2 separate regions of the Homo sapiens genome follow, and region 2 is linked to region 1. Evidence: chromatin loops called from intact Hi-C (ENCODE). Cell type or tissue: MCF 10A. All regions are shown on one strand. Links, peaks and the distances in the headings refer to the core of each region. The heading gives the core; the rest is flanking DNA.

Region 1 (2,919 bases), core at 136-2,635:
TTTTATTATTGTTTTAGAGATGAGATCTTTGCTCTGCTATCAGGCTGGAGTGCAGTGGCGTGATCATAGCTCGCTACAGCATCAACCTCCTGGGCTCAAGCAATCCTCCTGCCTCAGCCTTCTGAGTAGCTAGGACTACAGGTGTGCACTACTACATCTGGCAAAATTTTTTTTTTAAATGGCAGGGTCTTGCTATGTTGCCTAAGCGGGTGCTGGTCTTGAACTCTTGGCCTCAAGCCATCTTCCTGGCTGAGCCTCCCAAAACATTGGGATTACAGGCATGAGAGCCACTGGGCCCTGCTGAAAGTGAGAAAATTCTAAAGGCTAGAACAGGATGAACTAGTAATAGAGGACTTAAGTTTGAATCTGCCTGTATGAGTCTCTCGGACTGTGGGCACGTCTCTTGCTATCCCTTCTCTGTAAAGAAGAGCCTGGAGAGTTTTAAGATTTCCCTCCTACTGCTCCCATGGGACATTCTGAATATGGTGAGAAAGTGCTCTGAGGTCTGAAAAGCAGTGTTGCCTAGTGCAGCTGTTTCTAAACCTCATTGGAACCCCCTCAGTTGGGTTACTATTCCTACACATATGCTAGAAACCAACACCACTTTCTAGCTCTGCCACCTCCTTTCCAAAATTTTAAAATCAGTAGGTGGAAGGTGATATGGCATCTGTACTTTAAAAACCAAAATAAGACCGTGGGTGATTCTGTTGATCAGCTGAGCGTGGAAACAACTGGTCTAGTGAACAGTAGATGAAGAAAAGGGTCTTACAAAATTTAGGGGTTCTGTCTATAAGGCCAAGAAAAATGGAAGCAATTATTCAGATAATCTCAGCACAAAACCACAGTTTCATTGGAATTGCGGGAATCATGAGTATCAGTTTCTGAGATACTTGGGTGGAAAGTATGTGGGTGGAGCCCAAATCTTATGTATTTAAATTCAGATCAAGCCTGTAGTAAAGATGACAGCGGTGGGAGATTGAGCAGAGAGGGGAGAATGGCATTTTCTGAATTCTCATTGTGCCACCATACATTCTGGATGTGTTGGGAGCCCCTTCATTTCACAGATGCTTATTGCTAGTAAGTACTATTGTAGCTCACAAACCATGAGTCGCCACGTTTGACATGGGAAAATGATGCTTGCTATTTATTTATAATACAACGTGTTTTGACTAACCATCAGAGAATATATTTTGAGGCAACTTTCCACTTTGCTTAGGATATAACATTTTTAATGCATCTTTCAATGGATATCTATTTTTAGGTCACCATTAGTTGCCTTGTAACTGAGATGGCCACATATTCACAGATATTTGGGGAGGCCCACAGATTTATTATTCTGCCTCATTGTCTTGTTGGTACCATATGACCAGTTAGCCTCTTGTTTCCTCATTTGAGTGTGGGAAACGGCTCTGTCTTTAGACACTAAATGGCATGCATGTAATCTTGTTTAGGGTCATTGTTCCCGGGTCTGAGTTTACTAGATGGAGAATTTCTTCAATGCCAGGTTTCCCAGGAGGAAAATGAGCCTATTTTGGTTGCATCAAATGCATCAGTTCACTGCTCTGGGTATCATCTGAAGAGCAAGAGGAGTCTGGGGGCCAGTATTGCATTTCATGTGAATGCTGGCTGAGTACTGCCATCTTGTGGCTGGGCAAACCCTAAAGCCTACCAGGGACCTTGGAGCAACCTTACAAAAAGAAACCAGACATCAAGAACCCATGTTCTCTACCTGCATGGAAGAAAAAAATTGACCATGAATCCCTAACAACAGTGCCATCCCTCCTTTCCTAGCTCTTGAATAAGTAACTGCTCTCTTATTAAGACAGAGTCCTGTCTGTTTCTTTAAAGAGAATACATCCATTCTTCTTCTGGTTTTAGTAATTTTTGGACCAGCCTTTAGATAATCTTTTGAGCCAAGTTTTGAGAAGTTTGGAGAGGGAAGGCCTTAAAAATATGTATAGTATCCAAGGCCAGAAAAAGAGGCAGAAATTGGAGACAGGTGACTCCTGCCTCTGGGGCAGTGGCTTTCTAAGTGAGGTGTGCCAGCAGCATCAGCATCACCTGGAAACTTGTTAAAATGCACATTCTTGGCTCCCAGCTAGACCTGCTGAGTCAGAAACTCTGGAGGTGAAGCCCAGAAATATGTGTTTTAAGATGATTCGGATGCACATTCAAGTTAGAGAACCCCTGTCTTGGGGAATAGAAGCCAACCCCAGGCAAATGTGAAGCGAAGACATCCAAGGTCCATTCTGTGCTCCATTATACTCATTGCTGTTCTGTTCCCTTTTCCTGTGTTAGGAACTCAGTAAGCCATACATATTTATTGTGTGAATACTATTGGTAAGCCACTGTATGGCATGACATGGGGGTTGGTCTGAGTAAGGGACTGGGAATTTGCGTTTCTAACAGTTTCTCAGGTGATGCTGCTGCTGCTGCTCCAGGGACTGTGTTTTGGGAACCCAGTGTTAGAGATAAGAGCAGCAGGCCCAGAAGCCCATGTGGTTTTCAGATGGAGAGTGCAGTTCAGGCTTTTTGGGGAATCCATGTGGCTACGAGCCTGCTTCTCAACACTCCCTGCCTCTCAACCCTGCCTGCCTCCTACCAAGGGCACAGGGAGACATGTTTATTTGAAGTGAACTCTAGTCCATTATAAAGAGATTAAAATAACATGCTGTGATTTTACCACCCAAAGGTTAGGCAATTCAAAAGCCAGAGCAAGCATGTGATGATTAAAAAGCATGGCAGAAAATTGTCAATAGCTTTGGAGATTTCATCCATACATTAAAAGACCTGTTTCGTGTTCTATTGGATCAATATGGCTCCAACGCTAGCACATTCACCTCTTGTTTAATTTGCCATTTAAAAATTTTGGTTAGTCCAATGACTCTAAACAATTCCAATGCAAAGAATAAATAAGCA
Region 2 (2,919 bases), core at 91-2,590, 1.4 Mb before region 1:
ATTCTTCTATTTCCTTGGATTTCCAGTTTTCCTCCTTCTCCAGGCATTGCCTGTGATGGTTAGTCTTAGGAAAAGAGCACATGTTTCTTGACCAAATGAAGCCATCAGAAGACCTGAGAGTCGGATCCATCAACGACTTAACTAGGGCTCCCGGAGGCTCGTTTGATGGGCTGAGCTCATCAGATTGACGAACAGACACTGAGAGCTTAGGCACAAAAGATGTGAGACTTGGAATGTTTCTTTCTTTTTCTTTTGGAAACTTGTGATTTTGGGGGATAGTAAGGACACCAGATCGCGTGGGCAAGAGTGACAGTGGTGGCAGAAGGAACTAAAAGGAAGACAGAAAAAGCTGTGAATGCAGAAACATATATAAATATCACGCTAACTCGTTTAAAGTAGTCTAAAGAGATTATAATATCCTCTTAAGGAAGGCTTTTAAAGTTCAAAGCTATCCTGGAAATCACAATTCTTTTTTTTCTTCTTGAGACAAGATCTCGCTCTGTCACCCAGGCTGGGGTGCAGTGGCATAATCACAGCTCATTGCAGCCTTGACTTCCTGGGCTCAAGCGATCCTCCCACCTCAGCCTCCCAAGTAGCTGGGACTGCAGGCATGTGCCACTATGCTCGGCTAATGTTTAAATTTTAGTAGAGACAAGGTCTCTCTATGTTGCCCAGGCTGGTCTCAAACTCCTGGCCTCAAGCAATCCTCCCACTTCTGCCTCCCAAAATGCTGGAATTACAGGCATGAGCCACTATGCCTGGAAAGATCACAATTTTTAAAATTAAAACCTCATTCCCAATATTTTTTTTAGAACCAATTTAAAACAACACGTTTTAAAACCAGGATTATTATAGATGTAAATATTCATGGTTATATATTTTTAAATGAAGGCCCTATAATGTAAATGGTAAAAATTTAAGATAAGAAGCATTTTATTTCTCTTCTTTTTTCTTTTTACTTTCCATAGAATTGATTTAAGATTTTTGAAATCCCACTGAAAACAGTTTAAAATTGCTGTTAAAATACCTCAAAAATTACCAGTTATTGACTAACTCAGAATTCATATCCGAAACACAACTACTCACCATCGTTTTGCTGAATTAGTTTGTGAATGAAATGTACAAAATTTCATTTTTGTGGATGACAGGCAAATGGATGGCTTTCCTTTCTCCTTTGCCCTCTAGTTTCAAACTAAGCTAGTTTTTCCTTTCTCCTTTGCCCTCCTCTAGTTTCAAACTAAGCTAGTTTTTATTATCATCCTGTAGAGGTCAGTGTAACCCAATGTATAATATTAAACTTTGCGGGCAGTAAGCTATAAACTCCTTAACTTTATGCTTCTTTTCATTGTGGTCTTTTCCTGTGTATACAGATTCAATACCTATTTATATCACAATATTTATAGGCATGGGTCATGGGTAGTAATTGAGAAATGTATGTTTAATTTTCATTCTATTGCCACCTGTGTGTAAGAAGGAAGGAAATGGAACCTGACTCTAGAAACTTAGGCATTAAAAGTAGATGAGATGTAGTGTAGACCCCAGTTTTACTGTCTAGATGATTTTCCTCATTTCTCAAAAATGACTTAGGACATAAAGGCAGATTCATCCAGTGCTTAACCATCTGCCTAGTAACAGCCATTACAATTTTTTAGGTCAATAAACTCCTTTTACAATGCTAAGCAGTACCTATGCATAAGTATTTCTCAAAGGCTCATAGGAAAAGAAGGGTCAGGTAGTTGAGAAACTAAGAATTGCAAATATCTTTCCAAAAACTTATAAATTAGACAGCTAGGAAAATCTTTCCACCACTGGGGGAAAGAAAAGAATTGCCTAATTTCTAAATAGGTTGAAAAAAGACAAATTAAAATATGTCTGGCCAGGTGTGGTGGCTCACACCTGTAATCCCAGCACTTTGGGAGGCCGAGGCAATCGGATCACTCAAGGTCAGGAGTTCAAGACCCACCTGACCAACATGGTGAAACCCCATCTCTACTAAAAATACAAAAATTAGCTGGGTGTGGTGGCAGGTGCCTGTAATCCCAGCTACTCAGGAGGCTGAGGCAGGAGAAACGCTTGAACCCAGGAGGTGGTGGTTGCAGTGAGCCGAGATTGTGCCAACTGCACTCCAGCCTGGGCAACAGAGTGAGACTCTGTCTCAAAAAAAAAAAAATGTCTAAGGGAGCTACTCAGCTCATTATGTAAAGAACAGAAACACTCCAGAAAAGCACTGCACATGGCAAGGCATAATTTTCCCAGGAACGATTTGCTACTCTAGGAACTATATGTGAGTTGTTGTTTTTCCAAGAAATACAGTTGACCCTTGAACAACAGGGCTTCAAACTACGCAAGTCCACCTATATGTGGATTTTCTTCCTCCTCTGCTACCTCTGTGACAGCACGACCAAGCCCTCCTGTTCCTCCTCGTCCTCAGCCTATTCAACATGAAGACAGTGAGGATGAAGACCTTTATGGTGATCCACTTCCACTTAATGAAGAGTAAATATATTTTCTCTTCCTTATGATTTTCTTTTTTTGTTTTTTTTTTTTGTTTGTTTGTTTGTTTTATTTTTGAGACGGAGTCTTGCTCTGTTGCCAGGCTGGAGTCCGGTGGCATGATGTCGGGTCACTGCAACCTCCACCTTCCAGGTTCAAGCAATTCTCCTGCCTCAGCCTCCCGAGTAGCTGGGACTACAGGCACCCGCCACCATGCCCAGCTAATGTTTTGTATTTTAGTAGAGACGGAGTTTCACCATGTTGGCCAGGATGGTTTCGATCTCTTATCCTCGTGAACCACCCGCCTTGGCCTCCCAAAGTGCTGGGATTAAGGCGTGAGCCACCACACCTGGCCCCTTATGATTTTCTTAATAACATTTTATTTTCTTGGCTTTATTGTAAGAATACAGCATATAATACATATAA

Evidence for each region. Peaks named below come from ENCODE experiments on the same cell type or tissue, not always from the same donor. Only the 100,000 strongest peaks of a DNase experiment are listed, where the experiment ranks them.
Region 2: it touches region 1 in a loop (11-fold over the local background); 6 of 110 quality-filtered maps call a loop at or near these places.

The regions. Positions count from the first base shown.
Region 1 is chr2:136,377,316-136,380,234 of GRCh38, forward strand. No RefSeq gene overlaps it. Among named protein-coding and RNA genes, the nearest start is that of CXCR4, 260 kb to the left of the region's middle. In MCF 10A, for the core only: a CTCF peak has its summit at 1,632 (motif pointing left); a DNase peak (open chromatin) is centred at 1,636.
Region 2 is chr2:134,987,926-134,990,844 of GRCh38, forward strand. It overlaps MAP3K19 (mitogen-activated protein kinase kinase kinase 19), which reads right to left. Exons shown (of 13, transcript NM_025052.5): 10 at 1-328. Among named protein-coding and RNA genes, the nearest start is that of MAP3K19, 58 kb to the right of the region's middle. In MCF 10A, for the core only: a CTCF peak has its summit at 1,282 (motif pointing right); no DNase peak of the experiment used is centred there.